Linked DNA regions of Homo sapiens: region 1 is linked to region 2. A link is an interaction called in ENCODE POLR2A ChIA-PET data of the cell type or tissue named here. Cell type or tissue: OCI-LY7. All regions are shown on one strand.

What was found. Peaks named below come from ENCODE experiments on the same cell type or tissue, not always from the same donor. Only the 100,000 strongest peaks of a DNase experiment are listed, where the experiment ranks them.
Region 1: POLR2A ChIA-PET joins it to region 2 with 5 read pairs; 1 of 35 experiments calls an interaction of 5 or more read pairs at or near these places.

The regions. Positions count from the first base shown.
Region 1 is chr14:42,273,678-42,281,677 of GRCh38, forward strand. No RefSeq gene overlaps it. Among named protein-coding and RNA genes, the nearest start is that of LRFN5, 670 kb to the left of the region's middle. In OCI-LY7, CTCF peaks have their summits at 4,295 and 4,498; a DNase peak (open chromatin) is centred at 4,364; H3K4me3 peaks cover 690 bases; H3K27ac peaks cover 663 bases.
Region 2 is chr14:42,425,410-42,433,409 of GRCh38, forward strand. No RefSeq gene overlaps it. Among named protein-coding and RNA genes, the nearest start is that of LRFN5, 820 kb to the left of the region's middle. In OCI-LY7, no CTCF peak of the experiment used is centred here; a DNase peak (open chromatin) is centred at 3,732; H3K4me3 peaks cover 1,191 bases; H3K27ac peaks cover 1,672 bases.

The DNA.
Region 1 (8,000 bases), 150 kb before region 2:
ATTCCCTAAGCCAGGATTGAACCTGGGCCACCACTGTAAAATGGTGGAGACCAAAAGAAAGTACTGCCACATGGTTAACATGTCAAATGTCCAAGGACATAAAACAAGATGAGGACGTCATCCAGTTTATTTTATTTTTATTTTATTTTACTTTATTTATTTTTCTTCATAGACCTTCAGCAAAGTTTGTAACTGACCAATTTGTTGGGCTGACTTAAACAGCAGGGCTTATGGGGTCCTAAGCTTGTGTTCTATTCTAAGGTATTCCTCTTTATTACAGAACCATACAAAAAAAAAAAAAAAAAAAAAAACCACACACGAAAAGTACACTATCAGATTGGCTACAGCTCAAGATTAGCCTCTTAAGCCCTTTTTTCTGTTCATCAAAACTTTACAGAGAATATAAATAGTAATTTTTACCATTTATTCAACTGGTTTGCACAGAGAGAGAGAGGCCAGAAGTATGACTGGTAAGAAATTCTTACCCTTTTGCTATGATGCCAGCTTTCTGGGTTCCCCTTCCCTGAGCAACCCTGCTTGCCACACCATAGCTCCAGGGGCCAAGCTGCATCACAAAGGAAAATCAGAGAACCATAGGCAAAATCCTTTCAATTTTGCAAGTTGCCACCCAACCAGCTGCGTGAAAGACCTGAATTATAATATTTTCCAATCTGGCCAGAGCAAAATATGTGTGCTTTAAATGAAAATACTGAAATCTTTTTAGAAGCTTCTGCATATCAATAGGCATCTCTAGATGAGGCTAATTTGGGAGCCCTCATTGTTTTAAATGAACTCCAGTGTGTTGTTCATTTGGAATGTTTCACTCTAAGTTATCTTTAGTATGGTCTTGCCATTTCTGCAACACTTTGTTGCTTCCCAGGCCTAACACTTATGCACGTGTAAGCCAGAAAGAAATAAGTTATTCAATAATTAAGAATCACATTTTTACCTAAAGCCAATGCTTGGTTCTCAGGTTCCCTTAATTAACTTAGTCAATGATTTTTTTCCTGCCTAAGCATGCAGAAAAAAAATGAAACAAAAAGGTAGAACACAAAGATCCTTGTGAATTTTTAATAGCCAAATTTTACAACCCCTGCAATATTACAACTTACTACCAGTTTCTTTCTAACCCAGTTAGATGTAAGAGGCCTCTAACTGGATCTAAGCCAGTGAATTACCAGATCAAATTCAATCCTGGACACAGTCCAACTTCTGTCACAACTTTAAAACTCAGTTTGCTTCAGAAATATGCTCAAAGAAACTTGGTGAGCTCAAAACACAAATTTATGAATCTCCCAAATCTCAGAGAGAACTTACCCACAATCCCCAGCTGCTCTTAGAGATCAATGGACACAAGTGTGTCATTGCTGGTACCTTGCTTGTTTACTCATCACTGCTGGGGGGTCGTTAAAGCTCTACCCTGGATCCCATTTATGACACCATCTGTTAAAAGAAAAATTTCATATAAGGTGTAAGGAAGGGATCCAGTTTCAGCTTTCTACATATGGCTAGCCAGTTTTCCCAGCACCATTTATTAAATAGGGAATCCTTTCCCCATTTCTTGTTCTTGTCAGGTTTGTCAAAGATCAGATAGTTGTAGATATGTGGCATTATTTCTGAGGTCTCTGTTCTGTTCCATTGGACTATATATCTGTTTTGGTACCAGTACCATGCTGTTTTGGTTACTGTAGCCTTGTAGTATAGTTTGAAGTCAGGTAGCATGATGCCTCTAGCTTTGTTCTTTTGGCTTAGGATTGACTTGGCAATGCGGGCTCTCTTTTGGTTCCATATGAACTTTAAAGTAGTTTTTTCCAATTCTGTGAAGAAAGTCATTGGTAGCTTGATGGGGATGGCATTGAATCTATAAATTACCTTGGGCAGTATGGCCATTTTCACAATATTGATTCTTCCTACCCATGAGCATGGAATGTACTTCCATTTGTTTGTATCCTCTTTTATTTCATTGAGCAGTGGTTTGTAGTTCTCCTTGAAGAGGTCCTTCACGTCCCTTGTAAGTTGCATTCCTAGGTATTTTATTCTCTTTGAAGCAATTGTGAATGGGAGTTCACTCATGATTTGGCTCTCTGTTTGTCTGTTATTGGTGTATAAGAATGCTTGTGATTTTTGCACATTGATTTTGTATCCTGAGACTTTGCTGAAGTTGCTTATCAACTTAAGGAGATTTTGGACTGAGACAATGGGGTTTTCTAGATATACAATCATGTCATCTGCAAACAGGGACAATTTGACTTCCAACTATCACAAGGACAAAAAACCAAACACTGCATGTTCTCACTCATAGGTGGGAATTGAACAATGAGAACACATGGACACAGGAAGGGGAACATCACACACTGGAGCCTGTTGTGGGGTGGGTGGAGGAGGGAGGGAGAGCATTAGGAGATATACCTAATGTTAAATGACGAGTTAATGGGTGCAGCACACCTACATGGCACATATATACATATGTAACAAACCTGCACGTTGTGCACATGTACCATAAAACTTAAAGTATAATAAAAAAAAAAGAAAAACTTTAGCTGAATTAAATTTAAAGGACTTTAATTGAGCAATAAACAATTTGCAAATTGGGCAGCTCCCAGAATCACAGCAGATTCAGAAAGACTCCAGCATAGTCATGTGGTGGAGAAGATTTATGGACAGCAAAAGGAAAGTGACATACAGAAAACACAAGTGAGGTACAGCAACAACTGGATTGGTTACAGCTTGGCATTTGCCACATTTGAACATAATTTGAAGAGTTGGCAGCATTTGATTGGCCAAAACTCAGAGAGTGGCACAGGTGTGAGCTATGGTTTACACATCCACTTGTTATAGTTCACAATGTACAGAAAAGTCTTTAAGCTGAACTCAAATATGTAAGGAGGTGGGTTTAGGCTAAACTAGATTTAACAGACAATTAATGTGAATTCACTGTCAGGTAAATAATATGTCTATTTCATTTGATTATATTTCTTGAGATTTATTTTGTTCCTATGTTTTGGAAATATGTCTCTCTTTCTTCATTTTTCTTCACTCTTTGTGTAGGTAACTGCACATGCAAAACAAACAGCCACCTCTCCCTATCTTTACATACTGGTCTCATAGAGAATATCATCATCAATTAGCCCATTCAGAGATTCTCCGAGCTGCTCAAACTTTCCTGTTAATCTAAAACACTGCTTATTAGTTCTTAGTGGCTACCAGAAGTTTATAGTATACTGGCTGTCATTATTGATATGAGACAAGCAAGATAAAAATAAGTCCCTTGGACAGTGATAGGATAGCGGAAATGTTGGATATGTGGTCCAACTCATTCCCTCCCTAGAGAGAAACGGAGAACTGAGTTTTATTTCTTCTGTCTCTGTGTTGAGTCAAAGGAGGAGCTATGATAACTACATACATCTATTTCAAACTCCCATCTTTATTCTCAGTGATCCCCAGGCATCTAGAGTATGCTGGGTGTCATCAGTGCTGCAAGATCAGGGACATAGAAGCCAGTCCTTTGACAAGACTCCAGAAAAGTTTGAACATTAAATGTGTAATTCAAGCCTTTTTCAATACAGGCTGAAGCTAGGATCTATGCGATTTCTCTCAATTGTACGATGCTGTTTCAAGGGTATGAATTATGGAAAGGAGGTGTCGTGAATTTTTCTACCAGCTTTGATACAACTTGTTTCATAACCTAACTAGTTTCTGGATTTTTCACGAAATGTATTTGTACTTTCATTTTTGTTAAATCAGTGTGTCCATGGGAGGGAAAAACAGTACAATCCTTCCTATTCTGACACTGATATCTCTCCCAGCAAACTACAACTTTTGAGCAGACACGTAACAACGATCAAAAGTCCTAATATCTTGTGTAAATTTGGAGGCAGTTTTTAAATGTATGTAATTTCCCAAAAATAACGCTTTAATGAGAACAAAATCACATTCTTATATTTTTGCTTAGAGATGAGCAAGGAAAGATGTTAGTAGAACCGTAATATAAAGAATGCAGAGTGCTAAAATATTATGTATAGGTTGGGAGGATAAAATGCACACATATTAAGCTGCTTGATTTTGGGAGTTCAGAGATCTTTCTCTGTATTCTCTAGGCTTTCATCAGCTAAACAGAATTATCTAAATGTGTACTGATTATTAATAAGATTATTATTGGCCAAAGGGGAAGAAAAAAAGTATTAAAATATTTTGTATACCTTTCTTCAGTTAGGAGTTCTAGATTGTCAGCTCCATAAAGACACAGTTTTTCTTTGTATCCAGTGTTCTCAAAGCTGCAACTAACCTTACACATGATGGCACTCAATAGTTGTTTTAATAAATGAACGAATAAACACAATTACTATAAAATTAATTGGGTGTCCTCTCTGTGCATATAATTGAAGTAACCGAGAGAGAAACATGATGACATTTCAGCCATTGCATATGAGTTCCACTTCCACTTTCAATTTTAGCTAAATATATATTAGCCTCAAAACACATTTTTTAATAATGGTTTAGAGTAAAGCATAACATTAGATATCAAGTGATATATCAAGCTATGGTTTTAAGGATGTATTCTTAGGTCTTTTGAGTAAAAATTAAAGAAATCAAATATGCTGAATGGCAAAATAAAATTATTTTACCATTTCTACTAAAAACGGATTCTGCATATATCCTATTCAAGAAATGCTAAATTAGATTTGAAACCGAAGTTAAATGGGAAAAGCAGTTTCTCATTAAATTAAATGTAAATTGAACACTATAATAATATAATACTTCGTGGTGTTGGTACAGAGATTTCTGTAAGAAAATCCTATTATGCACATAATGCTTAAGAATGCAATACATGAAAGTCCTGCCTTTTAAGCAACAGCATGTAGAACTAAAACCTATAAAGACACCCATCAGTATTCATCATAAGATAAATAATCTATATTGTTCTGAAGGAAAAATTTAAATTATTAAATGATGTACCTTTTTTCTTGCCACATATTTGAGAAAAGGAATACAAAAAATTTCCACTGCTATACAACACTCTCTTTATATATTTTCACTTTCTTTAAAAAATGAAGATAATAACATGCAAACATTTCTAAACTATTGATGTCATAAAGGAAATCTGAATATAAACTTTATTATACTCACTTTTTGGCATGGTAGTATATTCTGATTTAAAAAGATATATTAGTACAGATACATTTTAAAATTAGTGGCAACACTTACCATCTGGTAAGAATGGAAATCACATTTTTTTTTTTTTTTGAGACAGAGTCCTATTGCCCAGGCTGGAGTGCAGTGGCGCAATCTTGCCTCACTGCAACCTCTGCCTCCCAGGTTCAAATGATTCTCTTGCCTCAGCCTCCTGAGTTACTGGGATTACAGGTGCCTGCCACCACACCCAGCTAATTTTTGAATTTTAAGTAGAGATGGGGTTTCACCACGTTGGCCAGGCTGGTCTCAAACTCCTGACCTCGTGATCCACCTGCCTTGCCCTCCCAAAGTGCTGGGATTACAGGCGTGAGCCACCGTCCCCAGCCTGGAGCTCACTTTTTTATTGTATACTTAGGTTATGTGAAAGTGACAAGCCAACTCTTGGAAACAGGAGCTGAAGAAAGCTGAACAAACTTTATAAATACTCTTTTCTTTTTTGGAGACAGAGTCTCGCTCTGTGGCCCAGGCTAGAGTGCAGTGGCGTGATCTCGGCTTACTGCAAGCTCCGCCTCCCGGGTTCACGCCATTCTCCTGCCTCAGCCTCCCGAGTAGCTGGGACTACAGGCGCCCACCACCACGCCTGGCTAATTTTTTTTGTATTTTTAGTAGAGACAGGGTTTCACTGTGTTAGCCAGGACGGTCTCAATCTCCTGACCTCGTGATCTGCCTGCCTCGGCCTCCCAAGTGCTGGGATTACAGGCGTGAGCCACCGTGCCCGGCCTATAAATACTCTTAAACATTTAAATATGTTGTAACCAAATTTCCTAAAGCACTAACTTTAATATAAGCAATATATTCACAAACCATTAAATTAGATATGATAATAAATGATTACTTTGTATGTTTCTAGTAAAAGGTACAATTTTTCTTTTTTTATTATACTTTAAGTTCTAGGGTACATGTGCACAACCTGCAGGTATCTTACATAGATATACATGTGCCATGTTGGTTTGCTGCACCCATCAACTTGTCATTTACATTAGGTATTTTTCCTAACACTATCCCTCCCTCAGCCCCCCACCCCCCATCACGCCCTGGTATGTGATGCTCCCCTCCCTGTGTCCATGTGTTCCCATTGTTCAACTCCCACTTATGAGTGAAAACATGCAGTGTTTGGTTTTCTGTCCTTGTGACATTTTCCTGAGAATGATGGTTTCCAGCTCCATCCATGTCCCTGCAAAGGACATGAACTCATCCTTTTTTATGGCTGCATAGTAGTCCATGCTGTATATGTGCCACATTTTCTTTATCTGGTCTATTATTGGTGGGAATTGGGGTTGGTTCCAAGTCTTTGCTATTGTGAATAGTGCCGCAGTAAACATAACGTGTGCGTGTGTCTTTATAGTAGCATGATTTATAATCCTTTGAGTATATACCCAGTAATGGGATCGCTGGGTCAAATGGGATTTCTAGTTCTAGATCCTTGAGGAAGTGCCACACTGTCTTCCACAATGGTTGAACTAATTTACACTCTCACCAACAGTGTAAAAGCGTTCCTATTTCTCCACATCCTCTCCGGCATCTGTTGTTTCCTTTTTAATGATTGCCATTCTAACTGGCATGAGATGGTATCTGATTGTGGTTTTGATTTGCATTTCTCTGATGACCAGTGATGATGAGCATTTTTTCACATGTCTGTTGGCTGCATAAATGTCTTCTTTTGAGAAGTGTCTGTTCATATCCTTTGCCCAATTTTTGATGGGTTTTTTTGTTTTTCTCTTGTAAATTTGTTTAAGTCCTTTGTAGATTCTGGATATTAACCCTTTGTCAGATGGATAGACTGCAAAATTTTTCTCCCATTCTGTAGGTTGCCTGTTCACTCTGATGATAGTTTCTTTTGCTGTGCAGAAGCTCTTTAGTTTAATTAGATCCCATTTGTCAATTTTGGCTTTTGTTGCCATTGCTTTTGGTGTTTTAGTCATGAAGTCATTTCCCATGCCTATGTCCTGAATGGTATTACCTAGGTTTTCTTCTAGGGTTTTTATGGTTTTATGTCTTACATTTAAGTCTTTAATTCATCTTGAGTTAATTTTTGTGTAAGGTGTAAGGAAGGGATCCAGTTTCAGCTTTCTACATATGGCTAGCCAGTTTTCACAGCACCGTTTATTAAATAGGGAATCCTTTCCCCCTTGCTTGTTTTCATCAGGTTTGTCAAAGATGAGATGGTTGTAGATGTGTGGTGTTATTTCTGTGGCCTCTGTTCTGATACATTGATCTATATATCTGTTTTGGTACCGGTCTCATGCTGTCTTGTAGACTTGTAGTATAGTTTGAAGTCAGGTAGCGCGATGCCTCCAGCTTTGTTCTTTTTCCTTAGGATTGTCTTGGCTATGGGGCTCTTTTTTGATTTCATATGAAATTTAAAGTAGTTTTTTCCAATTCTTTGAGGAAGGTCAGTGGTAGCTTGATGGGGATAGCATTGAATCTATAAATTACCTTGGGGAATACGGCCATTTTCACCATATTGATTCTTTTTATTTATGAGAATGGAATGTTCTTCCATTTGTTTGTATCCTCTTTTATTTCGTTGAGCAGTGGTTTGTAGTTCTGCTTGAAGAGGTCCTTCACATCCCTTGTAAGTTGGATTCCTAGGTATTTTATTTTTTTGTAGTAATTGTGAATGGGAGTTTGCTCATGATTTGGCTCTCTGTTTGGCTGTTGTTGATGTATAAGAATGCTTGTGATTTTTGCACATTGATTTTGTATCCTGAGAATTTGCTTACATTTCTTATCAGCTTAAGGAGATTTTGGGCTGAGACAATGGGGTATGATGTGATTGTGCATATACAATCATCTCATCTGCAAAC
Region 2 (8,000 bases):
CCAGTAAGCCTTAATTTATTAGCTAGATTCAAATTATCTTGTATTTTCTTAATGAAGAGAGGCATAGGTAATTTAAAGGATTCTTCAATAAGCCTTCAAGTTAGATGTAATTATCTCTTCTCCTTTTCGGAACTACATGAAATAAGATTCACTTTGAAGACCACAAAGAATGGATTTAACTGCAGTCAAATATGCCAGCCCATGGAATCTACTGATGAGATTGTGATATCTCTGAGAACAGACAGTACTTTTCAGTTTAGCAACTACAAAAAGATAGAGATATCATAAGACTACTTTCCAGGTTCAAAATCAAGATTTTAATTTATTTTTTTGTTTTGTTTTGTTTTTGTTCAATTTTTTTTATTATACTTCAAGTTTTAGGGTACATGTGCACATTGTGCAGGTTAGTTACATATGTATACATGTGCCATGCTGGTGTGCTGCACCCATTAACTCGTCATTTAGCATTAGGTATATCTCCTAATGCTATCCCTCCCCTCTTCCCCCACCCCACAACAGTCCCCAGAGTGTGATGTTCCCCTTCCTGTGTCCATGTGTTCTCATTGTTGAATTCCCACCTATGAGTGAGAGCATGCGGTGTTTGGTTTTTTGTCCTTGTGATAGTTTACTGAGAATGATGATTTCCAATTTCATCCATGTCCCTACAAAGGACATGAACTCATCATTTTTTATGGCTGCATAGTATTCCATGGTGTATATGTGCCACATTTTCTTAATCCAGTCTATCATTGTTGGACATTTGGGTTGGTTCCAAGTCTTTGCTATTGTGAATAATGCCGCAATAAACATACGGGTGCATGTGTCTTTATAGCAGCATGATTTATAGTCCTTTGGGTATAAACCCAGTAATGGGATGGCTGGGTCAAATGGTATTTCCAGTTCTAGATCCCCGAGGAATCTCCACACTGACTTCCACAATGGTTGAACGAGTTTGCAGTCCCACCAACAGTGTAAAAGTGTTCCTATTTCTCCACATCCTCTCCAGCACCTGTTGTTTCCTGACTTTTTAATGATTGCCATTCTAACTGGTGTGATATGGTATCTCATTGTGGTTTTGATTTGCATTTCTCTGATGGCCAGTGATGGTGAGCATTTTTTCATGTGTTTTTTGGCTGCATAAATGTCTTCTTTTAAGAAGTGTCTGTTCATGTCCTTCACCCACTTTTTGATGGGGTTGTTTGTTTTATTCTTGTAAATTTGTTTGAGTTCATTGTAGATTCTGGATATTAGCCCTTTGTCAGATGAGTAGGTTGTGAAAATTTTCTCCCATTTTGTAGTTTGCCTGTTCACTCTGATGGTAGTTTCTTTTCCTGTGCAGAAGCACAGCCAATATCATACTGAATGGGCAAAAACTGGAAGCATTCCCTTTGAAAACTGGCACAAGACAGGGATGCCCTCTCTCACCACTCCTATTCAACACAGTGTTGGAAGCTCTGGCCAGGGCAATTAGGCAGGAGAAGGAAATAAAGGGTATTCAATTAGGAAAAGAGGACGTCAAGTTGTCCCTGTTTGCAGACGACATGATTGTATATCTAGAAAACCCCATTGTCTCAGCCCAAAATCTCCTTAAGCTGATAAGCAACTTCAGCAAAGTCTCAGGATACAAAATCAATGTGCAAAAATCACAAGCATTCTTATACAACAACAACAGACAAACAGCCAAATCATGAGTGAACTCCCATTCACAATTGCTTCAAAGAGAATAAAATACCTAGGAATCCAACTTACAAGGGATGTGAAGGACCTCTTCAAGGAGAACTACAAACCACTGCTCAAGGAAATAAAAGAGGTCACAAACAAATGGAAGTGCATTCCATGCTCATGGGTACGAAGAATCAATATCGTGAAAATGGCCATACTGCCCAAGGTGATTTACAGATTCAATGCCAATCCCCATCAAGCTACCAATGCCTTTCTTCACAGAATTGGAAAAAACTACTTTAAAGTTCATATGGAACCAAAAAAGAGTCCACATCGCCAAGTCAATCCTAAGCCAAAAGAACAAAGCTGGAGGCATCACACTACCTGACTTCAAACTATACTACAAGGCTACAGTAACCAAAACACCATGGTACTGGTACCAAAACAGAGATGTAGATCAATGGAACAGAACAGAGCCCTCAGAAATAATGCTGCATATCTACAACTATCTGATCTTTGACAAACCTGACAAAAACAAGCAATGGGGAAAGGATTCCCTATTTAATAAATGGTGCTGGGAAAACTGGCTAGCCATATGTAGAAAGCCGAAACTGGATTCCTTCCTTACACCTTATAGAAAAATCAATTCAAGATGGATTAAAGACTTAAACGTTAGACTTAAAACCATAAACACCCTAGAAGAAAACCTAGGCATTACCATTCAGGACATAGGCATGGGCAAGGACTTCATGTCTAAAACACCAAAAGCAATGGCAACAAAAGACAAAATTGACAAATGGGATCTAATTAAACTAAAGATTTTAATTTAAATGGATCTAAAAATTCTTAGCTATAATGTAAATATGCTTACATTTCAAAATGCTTAATGACATGTAAAATGCTTGTACATGTAAAAATGCTTTACATGTAGCAGCAGGCTTACATAATGTGCATTAAATAATTTTAATAAATTATCTTAATATATCTGAGTTTAAAATGTTTATAGCAGATTTTAAACTCAATTATTTGTTTCCAAAGTTCCAGGACTTTGGTCTGGGTCCTGCTGCATGTAAAAATGCTTAACTATGTGAAAGATAAATAAAAAATTCAGAGATACTTGACTATTTTTAGTACTAAATTCAATATTATGCTGATGGAGCTTTTTATTACATGAACTTTAATTAAACTGATTTTATTAAAACTTATAACCTGTTTCTTATTTAGTCGAATTATGTTACCTATGGGTTACTTTAACAAGCTTATTTTCATAGGCAAATTAAACTACCAAACTTTGATTTGCTTAACCATTTAATATAATATCCAAAAACTTTAAAATGTCTCAAATGGATTTTATAATTAAACATAATTAAAGTTATCATTTACAGTGTCACAAAACTTGCATAATAATGTAAAGTAAATGGACTCTATAAAAATGTGCATCAAGTTATTTAAGTTTATTTACTTTAAAATAATTTTTCAGTGATTTAGTATTTACTAGATTTGTAAATAAGTCATTGGAGTTTTTAAAAAGCTAACTAAATGAAAAATATATATTTTACATTGTTTTACTCTATATTTGTGTATGTGTATGTGCATCTGTGAATTATGTATGAAATAAAATTAATGTAGTTATCTTCTAGGTTTTAGTGTTAGAAGAGAAATTACAAGTGCACATTTGGGTACATAGGACATGGCCTCTGTGGAGTAGTGTTGCAGCCTCCTTACTCCTTAGTTTAGTGAGGTCTGAGTTCTTGTTCCAAAGCCAAGAAGAATAAGGCACACAGACATTGGAGAGTAAAGCAGAGTAGGACTTATTAAGCAACAGAAAAGCTCTCAGCAGTGAGAGGGGACCCAAAGAGGGGTTGCCAAAAAGGGGGCTGAGTTTTGGGTCTTTTATGTGGCAGAAATAAGGAAGTCTTCTATGGGTTCTGCCTTAATGGGAGGGCTAAAATTCCCCCTGGGGTGTTACATTTGTGCATGCCTGGGGTTGACTATAGTAACTCTATCTTGGTTGTTACCCATGAGTGCTTAAGTGAAATACATGGTGGGGGGTGGGGGCTAAAACCACGATGCTAATGGCATTATAATGAGTTCAGGGTTATTTTAGGATGCCCTCAGTTCTTGTCTGTGCCTGTGTGGGTGGCTGGAAAGTCCCTTCTGAGCAAGCATCTTGGTATAAGATTAAGTTCTTAACTACATTTCCTCCTGCTAGCTACATAACAGAGGTGGTGCAGGTATGTTCCCACAGGTATAGTTCCTCTTCCAAGACACTCCCTCACTAGTTGCCTGACCAGTTCCTACCTGCCTCCTCTCTCAGTAGGTTTTATTTTTTTTCTAGAGAAGTTATGAAGATAAAACTGGCCTAGTTGTTCCATAGAACTTATGTTTATGGTTTCTTTTGAATAAACATAGAGATTGACCTTCCCAGTCTTGATTCCTGAGAAAGCCACATTTGTATTACCTGAGCTTCTTTCTCAGGAAACGAACCATCAGGCCTCCTGGATAATATCACGGGGATATTACCACATCTGGACAATGAGACACCAGTCAACTCACCTATAATGATTGCCTAATTGACTGCCTGCTCCCTGTTGACCAACTCCTCTTCCTTACCTCTCCCTGATTCCTGATTTCCCACACATGATAATGTGTCTTACTTGCTATATAAAATCAATCATTTTAATGTGTCAGGGAGAAGAATTTGGGAATGATTTCCCACCTCCTTGGCTGCAGCACCAGATTAAAGCATTTTTCCCTGGCGATACTCCTTGTCTCAGTGATTGGCTTTCTGTGCAATAGGCAAGACCGAGAATGAATCCCTGATGTTTCAGTAGCAAAGATATGAGTTATAAATCTAATTTTTTAAAATACTCAGATATATCAAGATAATTTATAAAAGATATTTAATATATATTATGCAAACCTGCTGCTATTATCAATTACATTTTTGTTATGTAAATTAAGAAATTGATGATTCTGAAATTTATGACATAGAAATAGCTAATGGAATATATCCTTTGTCTTAAAAATATGATTCTAACAAATAAATGCAAATTTATCTAATAGAAGAAACAAAACCAATGAATGATATAGTGGTGTATCGTAACTCACATGGAAAATTAGTATCAGAAAATGGTCTCTTGATTCTAAGAATAATACTCTTACATAAAAAAAAAATCTAGAATTCACCAGGTTTTAAGGCTGGTTTGTAAGCATTTGCTGGTCTAATTAGCAGAATATTGGATGAACTTGATATTCAAATATTTGATTAATTACTTGAGGAAATGAGTAACTCAAGTCACACACATATACTAGATAGTGGAAAATCCCATTTAAATACTTGCACAATTATACATGTATGTATGCCTCACTCTTCATTCAAAAGGTAAGTAGTTTTATACATTGGGGTATTTTGCCTGTCTGTGGTCAGAGGATCTGAGATTAGATTGTTACTTTGATATTTCCCAATATATGTATCATAGAAAAGAATGATATGTCAATATGAAGGACTATAGTAAAGACTCATGATTTTATATAAAGGTCTCATTGTACTCTGCCTTTTGTATGGTCAGCATTCAGTACATTTATGCTGTTATTCTTCATAATGCTATTATTTGTATCCATATTTATGGTTGTGGATATAATTCTAAAAAATGTTCTCAAATACATCTTCTGTCTGGGACATTAATAACCACCTTCTCATTTTTAAGACACTTTGTTGGTTTTTGGCATGATTATACTACTATCATACTGATTTTCTTATGTCAAAGTCTTTTTTTTTTTTTTTGCTTCTGTGTTGACTTCTTATTCTATTAGTTACCATTCAACATTCTTAATGTTTTGCTTTTCCCCTTCATGTTTTCTTTCTTCCTCTAACTCTATTCTCTTTTATTGATCTAAAACCTTCAACTAATACATGTGGTTGTGGAAGATTATCATATTTTTCTTTTTAACGGCGAATATTGAATTCTCTTCTTAGCTAGTGTACTGTTTCCAAATATCTGAGTGTTTTACATAGTCTCAAACTTTAAAATACTTCAAAGCAAATGTCCGTCTTCATTTCTCTATCTATTCTTTTATGCTTTGTTTTGCCATTGAGATAAAAAATCTCAAGCTGTCTTAAAAATAATTTTTATGAACTCCTATCTTGTCTCATGTTCTTCACACACAGGCATTTTTATTATAACATGATGGAACTGCAACTTGGTTATTTTGCTTTATGTATTTATTATAAATAATTCACAGGAGTTAAATATATGACATGTAATATGACTGCATATTTTTGACAAATTATGTTTCTAATATATTACTCAAGTTATATCACCACGTGCTCAGGTTTGAATGCTCAGTTCTACAGTGCTTAAAGATTTAAGAGCTAACTTCTTAAACTGAAATTATAAATAATCTAACCTTTCTTAATTTATCCCTACTATACAGACTTACCTATATTCTATTTTGGTAAAACTGTCATTACACTTTCAAGTATCTTTGCTTTTAAAAAATTATTTTAAGTTCTGGGATACATGTGCAGAACATGCAAGTTTGATACCTAGGTAAACGTGTGCCATGGTGGTTTGCTGCACCTATCAGCCCATCACCTAGGTATTAAGCCCAGCATACATTAAGCTGTTTATCCTGATGCTCTCCCTACCGCTGCCCCTCCAACAGGCCCCAGTGTGTGTTGTTCTCCTCTCTGTGACCATGTATTTTCACTGTTAAGCTCCCACTTATTAGTGAGAACATGAGGTGTTTGGCTTTCTGTCCCTGTGTTAGCTTGCTGAGAATGATGGTTCCCAGCTTCATCCATGTCTCTGCAAAGGACATCAATTCATTTTGTTTTATGGCTGCATAGTATTCCATTGTGTATATGTACCACATTTTCTTTATCCAGTTTACCATTGATGGGCATTTGGGTTGATTCCATGTCTTTGCTATTGTGAATATTGCTGCAATAAACATACATGTGCAGGTATCTTTATAATAGAATAATTTATATTTTTCTGGGTATATACCTGGTGATAAGATTGCTGGGTCAAATGATATTTCTAGTTCTAGATCCTTGAGGAATCGCCACACTGTCTTCCACAATGGTTGAACTAATTTACATTCCCACCAACAGTGTAAAAGTGTTCCTATTACACCACTGTTTCACCAGCATTTGTTGTTTCTTGACTTTTTAATAATTGCCATTCTGTGTTTTTTCTTTATCAGTCTGGTTAGTGGTCTATCTATTTGTTAATGTTTTAAGAAAAACAGCTCCTGGATTCACTGATTTTTTGGAAGGGTTTTTGTGTCTCTATTTCCTTCAATTGTGCTCTGATTTTAGTTATTTCTTGTCTTCTGCTAGCTTTTGAATTTGTTTGCACTTGCTTCTCTAGTTCTTGTAATTGTGATGTTAGGGTATCAATTTTAGATCTCCCCTTCTTTCTCCTGTGGGCATTTAGTGCTATAAATTTCCCTCTAAACACTGCTTTAGCTGTGTGTGTCACAGAGATTCTGGTATGTTGTGTCTTTGTTCTCACTGCTTTCAAATAACTTATTTATTTCTGCCTTAATTTCATTATTTACCCCAGTAGTCATTCAGGAGCAAGTTGGTCAGTTTCCATGTAGTTGTACGGTTTTGAGTGAGTATCTCAATCCTGAGTTCTAATTTGACTGCACTGTGGTCTCAGAGACTGTTTCCTATGAGTTATGTTCTTTTGCATTTGGTGAGGAGTGTTTTACTTTCAATTATGTTGTCCGAAATACAAACTATCATCAGAGGACACTATAAACACCTCTATGCAAATAAACTAGAAAATCTAGAAGAAATGGATAAATTCCTGGACACATACACCCTCCCAGGACTAAACCAGGAAGAAGTCGAATCCCTGAATAGACCAATTGCAAGTTCTGAAATTGAGGCAGTAATTAATAGCCTATCTACCAAAAAAAAAAGCCCAGGAACAGACAGATTCACAGCCGAATTCTGCCAGAGGTACGAAGAGGAGCTGGTACCATTCCTTCTGAAATGATTCCAAACAATAGAAAAAGAGAGACTGCTCCCTAACTCACATCCTGATACCAAAACCAGGCAGAAAACAACAAAAAAATAAAATTTCAGGCCAATATCCCTGATGAACATCAATGTGAAAATCCTTAATAAAATACTGGCAAACCGAATCCAGCAGCACATCAAAAAGCTTATCCACCACGATCAAGTGGTTTCATCCCTGGGAGGCAAGCCTGGTTCAGCATACACAAATCAATAAACACAATCTATCACATAAAGAGAATCAATCACAAAAACCACATGATTATCTCAATAGATGCTGAAAAGGCCTTTGATAAAATTCAAC